Linked DNA regions of Homo sapiens: region 2 is linked to region 1. A link is a loop called in an ENCODE intact Hi-C map of the cell type or tissue named here. Cell type or tissue: K562. All regions are shown on one strand. Each heading gives the region's core, and the rest is flanking DNA. Links, peaks and the distances in the headings are about the cores only. Region 1 overlaps PKD1L1 (polycystin 1 like 1, transient receptor potential channel interacting). Region 2 overlaps TNS3 (tensin 3).

Region 1 (8,101 bases), core at 2,644-5,143:
AGAGAGAGAAACATCAGACATTATGTGTTTCCTCGTGGGAAAACACCATCATCTATGAGGCAACCTACCCAAAACAGTCCAATCTTAATCTGATGAAGTTATTTTGCCAACTTGTAGTTTACAGTAAGAGTATGTTGATATCACCCTGGAAAGCAAGACAGAAATCTATAGTACAAATAACCACTTGCTCAACAAATAAATCGCAAAGAAGCAAAAATAAATAAAGATGATACCTATGGACTGGAAGAGACACGAGGAGGAAAGTAATTAATGTAATTCACCATATTAATAGACTAAATAAGAAAAACCACATGCTCGTCTCAATAGAGGCAGAAAAAGCATTTGATAAAATTCAACATTAATTCATCCAAAAAAAAGAACCTCTCAGCAAACTAGGACTAGAAGTAGGAATAGAAAAGAGTTCCCTGAGCTAATAAAGGGTATCTATGAAAACTCGACACCTAACATCATACTTAATAGAGAGATATCGAATGTTTTTTAAGATATCAAACAAGGCAAAAATGTCCTCTCCGATCACACCTATTGAACATCACATTGGAAGTCCTAGCCAATGCAATAGGCAAGAGAAAGAAGTTAAAAACGTATTGATTTGAAAGGAAGAAATAAAACCATCTAATGGCAAATGACATAAATTTTCTTTGCAGAAAATCCCAAATAATTTACAAAAAAAAAAAGGGTTCTGGAACTAATAAGTGAATTTAGCAAGTTTGCAAGACACAAGTCAATATAAAAAAGTAAATTATATTCCTATATACCAGTAATGAACAATTGAAATTTAAAAAGGAATACTATTTACAACAGCACCAAATAAATGAAGTACATGGATGTAAGTCTAAGAAAACGTGTGCAGGATCTGTATGTTGAAAACCACAAAACACTGATGAAAGAAGTCAGGAAGATCTGAATAAATGGAGAGATAGACTGTGTGCATTGATTGGAGGACTCAGTAATGTTCAGAAGTCTATTCTTTCTAATTTGATCTGTAGTTTCAATGCAATACCACAGCTGTTTTTTTTTTTTTTTTTTTTTTTTTGAGACGGAGTCTCACTTTGTCACCCAGGCTGGAGCGCAATGGCGCGATCTCGGCTCACTGCAACCTCCGCCTCCCGAGTTTGAGCTGTTCTCCTGCCTCAGCCTCCCGAGTAACTGGGATTACAGGTGTCTGCCACCATGCCTGGCTCTTTTTTTTTTTTGTATTTTTAGTAGAGATGGGGTTTCACCGTGTTAGCCAGGATAGTCTCGATCTCCTGACCTCGTGATCCGCCTGCCTTGGCCTCCCAAAGTGCTGGGATTACAGGCGTGAGCTACTGCGCCCGGCAAAATACCACAAGCTTTTTTTTACAGATATTGACAAACTGATTCTAAAATTTATATGGAAAGCAAAGGAACTAGAATAGCCTAAACAATTCTGAAAACAATGAGCAAAGTCAGAGGACGCACACTATCTGAATTTAAGACATACTATACAGCTGCAGAAACCAAGGCAGCATGATATTTGGGGACAGATAGACACGCAAATCAATGGAACAGAATAGAGAACACAGGAATAGACTTACCCAAATATGCTCAACTGATTTTTTGGCAGAGAGAGAAAGATGATCCAATGGAAAAAGGATGATCTTTTAAAAATGGTGCTGGGGGCCGGGCATGGTGACTCATGCCTGTAATCCAAGCACTTTGGGAGGCCAAGGCAGGTGGATCACCTGATATCAAGAGTTTAAGACCAGCCTGCTCAACATGGTGAAACCTCATCTCTACTAAAAATACAAAAAATTAGCATGGCGTGGTGGTGGGTGCCTGTAATCCCTGCTACTCAGGAGGCTGAGGCAGGAGAATCGCTTGAACTGGGGACGGGGAGGTTGCAATGAGCTGAGATTGTGCCACTGCACTCCAGTCTAGGTAACAGAGCTAGATTGCCTCAAAAAAAAAAAAAGTGCTGGGAAAACTTGATATTGATATGCAAAATAAATAAATAAATAAACCCCAACACACATCTCACACTATTATACAAAAATTTTCTCCCAGGGATTTAAAAGCCGAGTTTCATTTAAAATCTTCTGGCCCGGCATGGTGACTCACGCTTGTAATCCCAGCACTTTGGGAGGCTGAGGCAGGTGGATCACCTGAGGTCAGGAGTTCTAGACCAGTCTGGCCAATATGGAGAAACCCCGTCTCCACTAAATATACAAAAGTTAGCCGAGCGTGGTGGCACGTGCCTGTAGTCCCAGCTACTCGGGAGGCTGAGACAGGAGAATCGCTTGAACCCAGGAGGCAGAGGTTGCAGTGAGCCAAGATTGTGCCACTGCACTCCAGCCTGGGTGACAGAGTGAGACTCCGTCTCAAAAATAATAATAATAATAATAAATCTTTTGCAAATTGAAGCACTCAGGTACCTACATACAGGGTCTGTATGGATGCTAACTTAAAAACTCTTCTTACAGAGACATTTCCATGGACATCCTCATGCTGCTTCTGCTTTTGTGTGTAATATATGGGAGATTTTCCCAAGATGAATACTCCCTCAATCAAGCTATCCGGAAAGAATTTACAAGGTAGGAGGTTTGGGTAACTCTTCCAGATCTGGGGCCATTGCACTATTCCATAGCCTGTGTGCACCTTCCCCATGTTTCACATCCCACATATGAAATACTGGAAAGATTGTCACCATTTCCCTGGTAGTAATAAAACCCCCTTCCATTCACAGACTTTGGACACGTTCTTAGCATCTCGTTTGGGGTAAATAGCAAAACAAGGATATTTGAAGGAATTTTAAGTTCTGTGCCAAAACAGGGTCTTGCAGTTTCTTTTTTGCTGGAGACCTCAGAGTTCTTCTATCAAAGCCTATGGTTGCAGTTCGTAATAACTGACACTCAATTTCTAACAGTTTTTTTTTTTCCTTTTTGAGACAGTTTTGCTCTTGTCACCCAGGCTGGAGTGCAATGGCGCCATCTCAGCTCACTGCAATCTCCACCTCCCAGGTTCAAGCGATTCTCCTGCCTCAGCCTCCCAAGTAGCTGGGATTACAGGCATGTGCCACCACGCTTGGCTAATTTTTTTGTATTTTTAGCAGAGATGGGGTTTCACCATGTTCGTCAGGCTGGTCTTGAACTCCTGACCTCAAGTGATCCACCCGCCTCGGCCTCCCAAAGTGCTGGGATTACAGGTGTGCGCCACTACGCCCGGCCTTCAGTTTCTAACACCTCTCAAGTTCTTGATCATTTCTCAAGCTGTTCATTTGCTTCTTCCTCCTTCTTTCTATAAGTAGTAGATGTTGATCATAGGTAAATCTAGCAGAACTGAAAAGTGTAAAGCAGAAAAATTTCCGTGATACCACCAGGCAAAGGCAAGCATGATAGCATTTTGTTGTGTCATATTTCTTTTCCATGTCTCAGTGCTTCTAAAATTGGGATGCATATTGTCATCAACAGGTGCATTTAATGTAGTCTTCTTTTTTTTGAGAGTTGTTCTTGAATCCATGGTTAGGCTTTATTTTCACCTGCCACAAACAGTCAGTCTGATAGTCCTTTCAAGGCAGTGTGGCTTTGAATTATAAAGTGCATGATATGAAATAATATTGGTTCTTTGCTATGATTTCAATGCTGGTAAATACAATAATTCAGTGTGTTCCAGGAGTTACCTTATTTACTCTGGTGAATATTTAAAGACACATTTATGCAGCAACTCTATCAGTGTGTTTGTTGCCTTTGACTAAGTAATTCAATTTGACGTAAATACTTTTTGGTTGGATTTTTTGGCAGAAGTGAGTGGCTGGAAAGTCAATTTAATCTTATCAATTATTTCAGAACATATTTATCTTTATTTTTGTGAGAGAGGGTTATTCATACGCAGCAAGATAATGGCTAATGGATATTGTCCCCTTTGTCAGTGTTGTGACCCACTCGTAAGGTAAGACCTGGAAGTCCCAGTGCTATGAGTCTGGGTGTTCTGTAGCTCAGTAATCCAAGTTGTTTTGTTTTTTTTTTTCTGCTGAGCATTGTAATAGTGAAATTAAGTGGAATTTTCTGCCTCCTCATTTGTGAAACCAGCAGTTATTTCCATCCATGACCAACTTTTCAGCTCTCCTATCCGTGCAAGTGCACAGCCTGTGCCAGTAGGTGGTGCTGTGTGCAAAACAAAGTGATAATTTGGGTCCTCAATGGAAATGGAAATCTAAACATGAAAAACCTCTGGCTTTTGCTAGTTTATTTTTCATCTCACATTTCACAAGTCAACATTATTTGACATATTTCTCATATGAATTGTTGCTTCTTGATATTCAAATCAGAAATATCGCAGCTGAGATAATGTTTGTGAGATCTCTCAGGTGCACATGAGATTGATGTGCTCACATTCACAACTCCTGGATTTACATAGACCTTATGTTTCCCATAGGGATGCAAAACCTCACTGCCTCTGGGTGCTCTGGCCACCAGGCAGGGATATTCAAGTATCCTGGTTGGTAATGGAATGTTTAAAGTGGACCCTCTCCGTCTCACCCCCTAGCCCCCAATACCTAATCCTGAAACATCAACAACAACTTAGGGTTTGGCATTTACTAGCATTCCAGATAGAGAAGCTAAATAAGCCCAGGAGTGGAAATGGATGAAACAGAGTTCCGAGACTGGGCCCCCAACTCATGTTTGGTTGCCAGGTGACTCTGGCAAGTGCTCGGACTTAGCATCTTCATCTATAAAGGGAGGGAACTGGACTACTGAGTAGTCATTGCGTTCTTGGATTTTGCCATATTTAAGTTGTATTTGAAGTGTTTCTGAACTTATGAAAGACTTCATGAAGTTCCAAAAAAAAATAATAAAACAAAAAATAAACCAGCAAATAAAGCACCAATCAATGAAGCAAGCGTTCTATCCAAGTGCCATAAAAGTAAAATAACAGCTGATTTTATCTTTTGCATTGTTTAGCCAGCTTTGTGGGCTTATTTTATATAATTGCGGTAACTAATACAGACAGGGCCAGAATACTCCTGGCTCATTTGGTTCACTACCTGCACTTTGGGTGTGCCAGGAGTGAGGTGTGAGATGTCTGCAGTCTGGCCATTGGGCCTTTTGGCTTTGGGTTATTTTCAGGGCTTTTTAACTTAGTTTCTTAATGTTATTCCAATAGGGAAGCAAGTGTCAAGAAGTGATACCATTTCCCCGAAAGTGGTGCAAACTCAACATGGCTATAATGTCTATACTTTATTCTTTAAAAACACAGAAAATGGATCATATTAGTTGCTATAAATGTACAATGTTTGTCGTCAAATCATCTTGCTTCCCACAGCAGATGCTCAACACTTTCCTCTGTTGAAAATTCACCTCCAGCCATCCTTTGCCTCTTTCCTACCCTCCCGCCCTTTTCACTGCATCTCTGTGCCCCCTGGCTCATTCTTCCTTTCCTTTGGCGTGAATATTTGCAGAGATGTATCTGCTCACCTTATGCCTCCCATCTCTGTCTCCATCTGTGTTCTCCTTTCCTGATGCCTCTCTGTTGCTTCATTCCACCCTCTGGGTGCTCTGGCAGGCCTCCAATTTGCTCTGCATTTGATAGTTTGACAAAACTTGTAGAGAAGTCCAGAGTTAAGAACCAGCACCCAATAAAAGACCTGCAAAGATTAAGTTCTAAAGATGTATAAACCAATGAAGATCAAATACTTGAAAGGATAAGAGATCATTTCTTCGTAAGAAAAAAGAAATAAAACCAGTCAGATAAATTAATTCACTAGACTTTTACTCATACATGCTATGGAAATTTTTTTTTTGAGACAGAGCCTTGCTCTGTTGCCCAGGCTGGAGTGCAGTGACGCGATCTCGGCTCACTGCAGCCTCTGCCTCCCGGGTTCAAGGAATTCTCCTGCCTCAGCCCCCCAAGTAGCTGAGACTACAGGCGCCCATCACCATGTCTGGCTAATTTTAGTGTTTTTAGTAAAGACGGGGGTTTAGCCATATTGGCCAGGCTGGTCTCAAATTCCTGGCCTCAAGTGATCTACTCACCTCGGCCTTCCAAAGTGCTAGGATTATAGGCCTGAGCCACCGTGCCCAGCCATATGGAAATTTTCGAACACATTTATAGTATATACAGATTATTGGTTGAGGCTACTGCATCTCTTTATTACTCTATACACTAGTGACATTTATTTGTCTTTGATTTTTTTAATATTGTCCAATTATTGTCATGACTATCAGGTTTTTAAAAACTTTTTCTAAATTATCTGCAAAATCTGCTCTGAATCAACAGTGGAGTGTCCGTTCTACACCTTACCTGTAAACATAGTCTTTGTGGTGTGCTGGAAACAGTTAATAACTGGAGAACAAAAGCACTGATTTATAGCATCTGCCAGCCAATTTCCGTGGTGTAAATCCTCCCACCATGGTTTTTTTGTTTGTTTGTTTGTTTGTTTTAGATGAAGTCTCACTCTGTCACTGAGGCTGGAGTGCAGTGGCATGATCTTTACTCACTGCAACCTCTGCCTCCTGGGTTCAAGCGATTCTCCTGCTTCCTGAGTAGCTGGGATTACAGGCGCGTACCATCACGCCCAGCTAATTTTTTGTATTTTTAGTAGAGACAGGGTCTCATCATTTTGGCTAGGCTGGTCTCAAACTCCTGACCTCAGATGATATGCCTGCCTCAGCCTCCCAAAGTTCTGGGATTACAGGCATGAGCCACCACGCCCGGAACCACCATGGTCTTTCACACCACCAATGTGACATCACTGAACATGGAGTTGGGAGGAGTTGTGCAAAATTGGCTCTCACAGTAAGAGTCGGCTCCAGGCCTGCTGTCTACAGCCCAACTTTGCTCTCAAGCCTCGTTTACCAAAGCCATGGCCATCATCTGAATGATTCATAGTGTGTTCATTCTTTGGAGTAGTCTGGATCTGGTGCTGGACCAGGCATTCAACTGTGTGTACTTGGGTGACTTTCTAACTTCTTCTCACCTTATGACAAAATTCCTTTTCCTGAGAACTATTTTGGTCTCCCCTTTTTGTGGAGAGAAACCTGGATGAAACAGCCACATCAGAGCCATTTCTGTTTGCTGAGGGCATGTTGATGAGCACCCCATCCTTTCCATTCTTCAGTGACTCTTCATGGGAAGCTATGTATGAGAAAGTTTTTTAGAGTTAGGTGAGAGGTACTTTGCTTTCTCGTAGGAACACTTGATTTTATCCTTTTGCCTCTGGCTGTAGCTCAGAGCCAAATGGACACCCTGCTGCTGCCATGCACAGCCTTGGCCTGTGCATGTGGCTTTATAGCAGTGTCTGAGCAAACTAAAAATGATAAATTTCATTCATTTGATGTTATTTCAGTGCTCCCTTAAATCAGTTCCTTGGTGGAAAAATGAAGCATATCTATAAACATAATGAAGAAGTTAATTGGAAAGAAAACAGACTAGTGTTTGTGCCAACACTGCACTTCATCTATGTCTTCACATCTGCCACTCACAGGCATCTTGGGAGGCCAGTCACATGCTGCGCCCAGTCGGCAGTCAGTGCAGAGAGAGGACTGGGTCTTGGTCTGTGTGTCCCAGAGCCTCCCTTGTTTACCCTAGCCCCGGCGCTCCCTCTGCACCAGCCCTGTGGCCCCGACACCTTCCCACCCTTCAGGCTTGCGGAAGCCCTCGCCGTCCCCTCTGCCTTTAATACCCTCTCTCAGATGACCACGGGCTCCACCCTCACCTTCAGGTCTTTGCTAGACATCACCACCTACTGAAGCTTCCATGGCTGCTTGAACATCTGCTTACCCCACCACTTGCCTGTCTTTCCTGCTTTTTTTTTTTCCTCCTTCATATTTGTCACAACATAGTATATGTTTGCTTATTTGTCTTATTTGTTGCCTGTTTCCCCATAGGAGGGCAGAGAATTGATTTTCTGTTTCCCAGTGCCTAGAAGAGTGCCTGACACCTAGTAGTTGCATAGTAATGTTTGTTGAGTGACTGATGGAGTGAGCAAATGAACAAGTGCTTCACCCGCCATTCTCTCTTATCTCCTGCTACTAAGGAGCAAAGTGAGTTCCAGGGTTTCATGCTTCACGCTGCAAGCAGCTTGAGTTTAATTCCTGCAGAGTACCTGAAATCTGAATGAGAG
Region 2 (8,101 bases), core at 2,286-4,785, 470 kb after region 1:
TCCACCCGTGAATAACAGTGAGACTGCTAAATGAGGAAACATGCTGGTCTTTGGGAGTGGCAGTGTAGGGGACTTTGGGGCATGTGTCCCATTTTATACTCAAGGTCACGTGGTTCCCGAGGCTCTGGGTGGGTAGCACCCAGTGTCTGGAGGGAAGGAGGCTTGGGCGAAGACAGCTAAATGCCTGGTGTGGGGACTGCCCAAAGAGATGGGCAGCGTCCAGTCATGTGACCTTTGGAGACCATGTTACCATGTCATGTTTTGGTGGACAATGAGCGTGTCACCGCGACAAGAGGGGCACAAGACTGTGTAAAGAAAAAGCCACTGCCTGTCCCTCCCTCCACAGAGACCCCAGCTGCATGGAGTGGGTGAAGCTGCACATCACCTGCAGATCACCGGGGTCTGTGTTCACTGGGGGTTTCAAGGGGCCTGAGATTTCTGCACTGAGTACTCATGACCTTTGTAAGGAGAGGATGCAGGATTTTTTTTTTTTTTTCCTGGCTGGGAACTGGCAGGGAAGTAAGGGCAGCTCTTCCCCAGCACCTGGGCCTCAGGCTGGGAGCAGGGTGGGCACAGGTGTGAGAGATCAGGGTGTGTGTGCCATGGGTGCAGCCAGATGCAGGTGCCCCCCTGCCCCACCCCAGGGCTTTGGGAGCTGCCCTTTGCCCGTGAACATCCCTGTGTGGGAGCTTGGGTTTTGTTCCCTTTCTCCTTGGTTTTTCTGAGAAGGGGTACGTTGGGGAGCTGGGGGTGGGAGGGCGGATCGCCCAGAGCCCTGCAGGTGCTCTCCAGTGCTGGCAAATTCCCTCTTGTCCCCTTATCAGCTCCTTCCAGAGGTGACAGCCATCTGTGTGGTGGCAGCTCTCTCCTGCTCCCATGAGGTCTCCTTTTTCTTCTCTTTTCCTGGATTTGACTTCTTAACTGAACAGAAAAATATATAGGCATGGACAGTTTTGTAGTAGTGTTTGGAGAATAGGCCTTAACAATATAATTATTCAATTCATGATTTCATTGTTCAAACTGCCCAATCTCATTGCATTACGGCCAGTTCTTTGTCGTACCTTGGAATTTGTGTGTGTGTGTGTGTGTGTGTGTGTGTGTGTGTGTGTGTTTTGTCCTCTGTGTTTGTTTGTTTGTTTCCTTTTGATGCATATAATGTAATATTCTTGGTGAAGGCCATACCTCCCCTTTCTGCAGGTGTGAGTGGGAGGGCTGCAGGTTGCGGAGTGAGACCTGAGGCTACACTGCTGGCCCCTGCAGTTTTACCAGAAGCTCAAGGATAGGATGGTTGTAGGGTGAGGCCCCTTGTGGTCCCAAGCAAGACCAGGGCAGCTGAGGAGGGTGGAGGAGGAGGGGTGCTGGGCTGTGGTAGGAGGGAGGCTAGGGGACAGGAAGAGACTGCTTCAGGTGCTGGTCATTTCACATTGATGTGAAGTGTGTAAGAAGTAATTGATGGACTCAAACAATTAAATGATTCCCTCGGGGAGTGCTCAGGAATTAAGCCTCAGTGAGGAAAAAGAAATGTAAAAGTCATGTGTGTCTTCATTGAGATATGTGGCTCTTCACAGGTTCCAGGGAGCTTGGTTTGCTTCCATATGTTTCTATGTGTTTTTCTAATCTTCTGCAATGATAGAACATCATACTAAAGAAAACCATAAATCAGTCACTTTGGAAGAGAGATTTGGGGTAGAGAGAGAGTGTTTTACCAAGTGCTAGGGCCTCCTTTGGGTTTAATTCAGAAGTCAGTGCCTCAGCGCCAGGGCTCCTAACCTGTGGCCTGGGCTCACCTGTTCACCCCTCACCTCTTCACCCCTTCAGAGCTCACCGACTTAGCAAAGAAGTACTGAACCCGCAGGGTGTCTCAGCTTGGACAGACTTTGGAGCTGAATAAGACCTGATCCTTGTCCCCACCTGGGACAGCTGGCTGCTACTGCCTCTGTCCTCAGAAAGCAATCCAAGAGCTCTCTGAGCTGGCAGTGCAGAGGTACGGAGCTTGCTGTTTATGCAGACCTTCTCTGGAGAGGTGAGCATTGATCCTGGTAGGCAGCGTACCAGAGCTAGCAAATGAACCGCCTGAGGAAATGTCCCCAAGCTGTGGCCTCTCATAGGTCACCCAGACATCAGAGTGTGAAGCAAAAGTGCTTTGCTTCTCCCACCTCTGCCCCACCTGTAGCCACATGAAAAGAGTGGTTCTGGAAGTCCCTGGTGTAACTTTGGTGTAGCACATGGGCTGTGGGCTCTGTGTGCACACTCGAGACCCAGCGCAAGTCACCACTGCCATGGAGTCACCTGTGGACCCAGGGGCTGGGCTAGTCAGAGCAGTAGATGGGATGAGGATCTGGGGGCCTTGAGTGGAGGGGCAGCTCTCAGTGAGAAGAGGGTGCCTTTGGCTGCATCTGCCCCTGGAAGGGAGCCAGGAACCAACCCCTCTACAGTGGAGATGCTGATGGGTGGCCTCGTCCTGGAGAAGGGGCCAGGATGGAAAGGACGGACCTCCAGGAACAGCCAGCGCCCTGGCTTCCTGACAGGCAGCTCCCAGGTGGGGAGAAGGGCTTGTTTGACACAGGTGTGAGGTTTGCAGATACAGGGTGATGAGGTGGGGCCAGTATTCAGAATGCAGAACCTGACCCTCCACCATCACGGACCATCCGTTTGTGAGCAGCACATGCAGCTGTGGGGCCGTGTTGGAGCACAGGGTGGGTGTGAGTGAGCGTGTGAGACTGTGCGTGAGTGTGAGTGTGAGAATGAGTGTGAGACTGTGTGAGGCTGTCTGTGAGTGTACAAGACTGAGACTGAATGTGAGTGTGACAATGTGTGTATCATGAAAAACACTGTGAGAGACTGCACGTGTGTGAGTGCCAGTGAGTATAGTGTAAGTATATGAGAAAGTGTGAGAGCATGAGTGTGTGTGTCTGCTTGTGACTGTTGTGTGAATGTGGGTGAGAGTGTTAGTGCAAGGGTGTGTGAGTGTAAGAGTGTGTGAGAGACTAAGAGTGTGAAGTATGCAGGTGTGTGTGACGTGGGTGTAAGAGTGTGTGTGCAAATGCATGAGTGGCTGAGTCTGCATGAGTGTTATGAGAAAATGTGTGTAAGAGACCACGTGAGAGTGAGTGTTCATACATGTGTCTGCAAGTGTGTGGGTGTGAAAAAGTGCCGGAGACTGGGAGCACATGAGAGTTTGACTGTGTGCATGTGAGTATGTGGGTGTGTTCCTGTGAGAGAGGTGCGGGGTGTGTGGGAGGGGCAGCTCCAGTCTCCAGGGAGCACTCCTAGCGTGGTCCATTCTTCACGGACAGGAGCCCGTTTTGTAACCCCACTCTGAGCTTAGTTCCTGCTCGCTGTTGCACCCGTGCCCTAGGGCCTTCCTTGGTTCTTTCTTGCACACAGCAGACATAGGTGCCGTGGCCTGGCTTCCATTGCCATCTCTGCCCTAGACGTTGTGCACGGGTTAAAGGGAGGCAGCGCCTGGTGGAACGTCCTGGGCTTGGATGTGGCACCGGAGCCTTGACTGGATTCTGTTCCACTACTGGGCTTCCTGGGCATCTACCTTGGACCTAGCGTGGAGTCTCACGTTCAAGTTGTCTTGCCTGAAGAAGACAGCTAGTGGGCCTGCCTTGGGTCTCTGTTGAACAATTAAAGGAGCACCGAGATCCCCTCTGTTGAATAATTAAAGAAGGGAGAGAGAGACCCCTGCTGCAGGACGCCTTGCATTGTAACCTCTGGGAAGCATAAGCCCTGCTCGCTATAAATGAGAATGTCACTTCCACATCTCCTCTGAGCATATTGGTCCAGAAAACTACCTCCCACATTAATTTTCATATGGCTATCAGACATGGGAGATTTATCAGAGAGAAGGAAAAGTGTAAGGATCAAACACGTGAGTTTGGGAGAATACAGGAACTAATACTAATGCAAAATTAGAACGGGATTTAGGGAAATTCAGTACAGCAGCACAGAGTACTACAAAATAAAAGAAGCTTTGTTCCTCTCGAAGGTAATCTGTGTGTTGTTTCCCTAATTTTAAAAAGTAATACATATTACTGGCGAAAACCCTGAAAGATAGAAACATTTCCGAAAAAATATGAATGGTGCCTAGAATTACACAACCCAGAGAGAAGCTCTTATGAGCATTTTAGGACATTTTCTTAGTTTTTAAAATAAAAATGAAACCACACTACACATGCATCTTTGCCCACTGTCTTTTGTCACTTAATGTTGGAGCGTGTTTGTCCACTTCAAGTTCCATAAACTTGACTTTTAATGACAACATGAACAGCCCATTTTGAGTGTGGCCCATTATAACACTTACTGCCTGCAACTGTGTGCCAAGCCCCAGCCTTTGCTGCATTATCTGTAGGATCCCCTAAGCCAGCTTTGTGTTGTTCTTATTTCATTCTGGAGATGGCTTTGAGGACTCGTCCCCTGTGAGCAGAGAGGCAGAGTCCACCCCTGCCAAGTGGCCCCTGGGCTGGCCTCTGAGTGAGCATCTACTGCTGGTGACAGGACATGGGTTCAACAGCAGCTCCCGCCAGCCCGGTAGCAACGCCTTGAGCAAGCTGCCCTCTCTCTTCTTCTCTGACCTTCCCCGTAGCCAAGGACTCTCAGATGGGAAGAACTTGAAAACTGTCCCTCCTTCCTTTTCTCTAGACTGCTGTGCACTCAGACCCTTTGGAAATGCACCCCCACCAGGTTCTCTGCTGGACCCCATGTATTTACTTAGACACTTGGCAGATTTCCTAAGACTGGGAAGAATAAACCATTGTTAAATCTGAAATTCACACGAGAGACAGAAGAATTTGTGAAGCCTTTGCTGGCTGCCCCATCAGGACATGTCCGGGAGGAAGAGTGCCCCTTCCTCAGCAGGATGAGGGTAGCCATCTTGTTCCCAGGGGCCCCTCTGTCACCACAGGCAGTGGAAGTGGGCAGTGCCTCCCAGGGCTCATGGGGCCCCTGTCTGCCCCGTGTAGGCTTTTTGGGGTGGGAAGGGATGGAAGGGAAGGAAAGGCACCAGTGGGTAAGGAAGAGTGACCACAGAGGAATAGAGTTGGCAGTTGTGGATTTTAAAGTCAGATACATGTGGTGACAAATCATTGCTCTCTGCTGACATGCTGTGTGGTGTAGGATGAGTACTCAGACCTGAGCCTCCATTCTCCTTGTCTGCAAAAAAGACGTAGCAGGCCGCCTTAATGGAGTGATAATGGGCTTTTCTCTATGAGAGCACCTGCCCAGGCTTAGACTGTCACTGTTGCTGGATAAACGTTGGTCTCCTGTTTTTCTTTCTTTTGTAACTACCTCCTGGGCAGATGTGGGTGCATCCTAGCACGTAGTGGTTTTGCAGTATCTTAAACCCTGTCTCATTTTGTCCTGTTTTTTCCTGGCGTTTCAAACTTCTCATTTCCAAGGTTTGCAGTCCGAGAGGAAGGGATCTCCACACCCCACAGAGGCCTGAGCCTTGCTGACCTTGTGTGCCTGTGTCTTTTCCCTTTTGGGAATGGAAAGCAGGACCCTGCAGGGCTGAAGCCACACTTTCTGTACAGGCCACATCCTGGAATCCAGGGCCCGGTGGCCCTGCTTTTGCAGGTGCCTTGACTCCCCCATTCTTCCTGCGCTTGCAGAGCCTCTTTCTGGCCTCAGACCCACAGCTGCTCTCCGTCGCTGAGTTCCCTCCATTGTGGAAACCATCTTACTCCTGGTGGTCCCAGTGGCAGGATACTGAGAAGTATTGATCCATCCAGAGGGAGAGGCATGTAGTTCTGCTTAACCAGACATGGTGCCACACAGATTTGAGCACAAGCACCGGAGGTGGGACAGTAAGAACATTTTTTTTGAGACTTTTTTTAAATGAAGATTGATTTTTTTTGAGACTTTTTTTAAATGAAGATTGATTTTTTTTTGAGACTCTTTTTGAATGAAGAACATTGTTTTTCGTTGTAATTCTTTGGGGAGAGAGAGAATTGAGGAACAGTTTCAAATCCATGTGTTCAACAGGAACATTTCTGGGGCCAGCTCACAGAATGCCTGTGTTTCAGAGCCTCCTCTGGTGTGGGAGGCCCAGAACGGAGCCCACTGTTGGCTCTGTGTCAGCTCATGCACAGATTGTATTCCCTAGCTGCTCTAAAGGAGACATGTTGAAGGAAACTTCCAAGTTGAAAGGTTAGAAGAAGTCTAAGCGTCCTGCATTGAGACTTATGTTTTAGTCCTGGAAATTCCTTTTCGGACCCTGTTACGACCTGGTTGTGCCTTCGAGTGCAGCTGCAAGGCTGTGCTGGCTGTTGTCAGCTAACCCTAATGGGACCTCAGTTTCTGAAGCCAGTGAGTTTCCAACCTCAGGCCTGAGATCAGAGTGCGTTAACATGCACTTCCCATCCTCCTTCTCCAGATCAAAGAGAACACTTGACCACACTGTCCACAGTTTTATTATTATTACTATTTTTAGTTGAGACATAATAATTGTACATATTTATGGGGCACAGTGTGATATTTTGATAAATGTATACAATGTACAATGCTCAAATCGGTGATTTGCATAGCCATTTTTTCTGTGTTCTTCATGCAACACTGCATGTTGGAATGATACTGCCATGTCATTTTTGATAAAACACCACATATTATCTTGCATGTTGAACAGAAGTACTATTCCCTCCCCTTTGAAAATTACCTCTCTAGAAGTGACCTCTGAAGTTCTAGGCAGTGAGTGGACTGTAATGTCAGTACAGGGCAGCGGAGCTCCTGGTGCTCTCCAAAGATAGGTCCTCCCTGGTGGAATGATTTCCCTTGAGGCCAGCTGCATGGCTCCTTTTTCCAGGAAGGGGACCAGGCTCTCAGTCACTTGTCTGTGGCCATGACACTTCCTTTCCGTCACTAACACCCAGGGCTATCGCCTGCCACCTTGACTGCTTCAGGAACAAACTCCACGTCTGAGCTGAGTACCAGGTGGTGCGTGGGGCCAGCCCAACTTTGTGACCTCACACCTCTGCTAGCCCTCTTTAAACTCATTCTTGGAATGGCTGCAAATGCATGTGTGTGTTGAAGAGCACTGGAGTGAGGGTGGTCCCCTCCCTGGCCTGCAGCACTTGCGTCCTGTGGAGGGTGGTGAGTGTGAGGATGAGGACCACTGCACCATGGGGATGAGGATGCTGTAGTGAGGGGCTGCTGTGTGAGTAGGACTCTCAGATATGCCATTTCATTTCATTTAATCCTCCCCCTTGTGGGAGGGAAAAGAGAGCAAGCATTATGCTCATTTTACCCATAAAGAAATGGGGGCTGAGGATGTCCTGCAGCTGGTGAGGGATACACGTGAGACCCCAAATCCCAGGTCCTAACGCACACTTCTTCCTCCTTCTTTCCCTGGATCTGTGGAGGGAGCTGCTGGGAACCGAAGAGAGGATGGAAGGAAGAGGTGGAAGGTTGCTTGGAAGGACCTGTGTTTGGATCTCCCTTGCTTGGTCGCTGTTGTGTGGTGCTGAGCAGATGTCCCATGGGACAGGGAGGGTGGTGTACAGCCTGGCTCAGCCCAGGAGCCTCCTTAAGCCTCACCTGAATGGCATCTAGTAGCTGGTAGGGTCGGGCAGTGGAGCCCCCCCATGCTGCAGACAGAAACAAGAAACCTTACAGCGGTCCTGCTGCTCCTCTCAGGCAGGCATGGTGGGTTGATGTCTTGTCGCTCTCTGTGGAACCTTCTCTTTATCATGCCGACCTTTGCATTCCTGTGAGCTTCTGAAGTCTCTGGATGTAGGAGGTGTCAGTGGCATATCATGGACTCAGCACGACTGTATGTCACTATCATGATGTATTTTGGAGGGTGGCCATCAACCAATTTGGAACAAAGTCATTCTAAGAGGAGCCTTATGTGGGCCACTCATGTTTATGAATCAAACTCCATCTTTCAGTGAAATGCTACTCTGCACTCTACACTTACAGGGACTATGTATTTATAGTTTAAATCTAAACTGTAGGGGACAGTGTTGTTGGGTTTGCATATTCAGACTATGTCATCAATAGAAACATTCCTCTTTTAATAGCCGGCAGCAGGTTTTTCCTAACTGCCAAATGATAAGAATCCCTGGGAAGAGGTTTTAGAAAATTAGATCCCAGCCCGACC

What was found. Hi-C counts contacts between places; a loop is a spot of excess contacts. Peaks named below come from ENCODE experiments on the same cell type or tissue, not always from the same donor. Only the 100,000 strongest peaks of a DNase experiment are listed, where the experiment ranks them.
Region 2: it touches region 1 in a loop (15-fold over the local background); 2 of 110 quality-filtered maps call a loop at or near these places.

What each region holds. Positions count from the first base shown.
Region 1 is chr7:47,815,548-47,823,648 of GRCh38, reverse strand. It overlaps PKD1L1 (polycystin 1 like 1, transient receptor potential channel interacting), which reads left to right. Exons shown (of 57, transcript NM_138295.5): 46 at 2,463-2,573. PKD1L1-AS1 (PKD1L1 antisense RNA 1) reads right to left here. Exons shown (of 4, transcript NR_161269.1): 3 at 5,454-5,623; 4 at 3,802-4,142. Among named protein-coding and RNA genes, the nearest start is that of PKD1L1-AS1, 24 kb to the right of the region's middle. In K562, for the core only: a CTCF peak has its summit at 4,138 (motif pointing right); a DNase peak (open chromatin) is centred at 4,118.
Region 2 is chr7:47,347,003-47,355,103 of GRCh38, reverse strand. The region is part of intron 17 of TNS3 (tensin 3); the gene reads left to right. It overlaps LOC124901629 (a long non-coding RNA gene), which reads left to right. Exons shown (of 2, transcript XR_007060319.1): 1 at 1-1,295; 2 at 1,819-4,185. Among named protein-coding and RNA genes, the nearest start is that of SNORD151, 110 kb to the left of the region's middle. In K562, for the core only: a CTCF peak has its summit at 3,700; no DNase peak of the experiment used is centred there; H3K27me3 peaks cover 1,901 bases.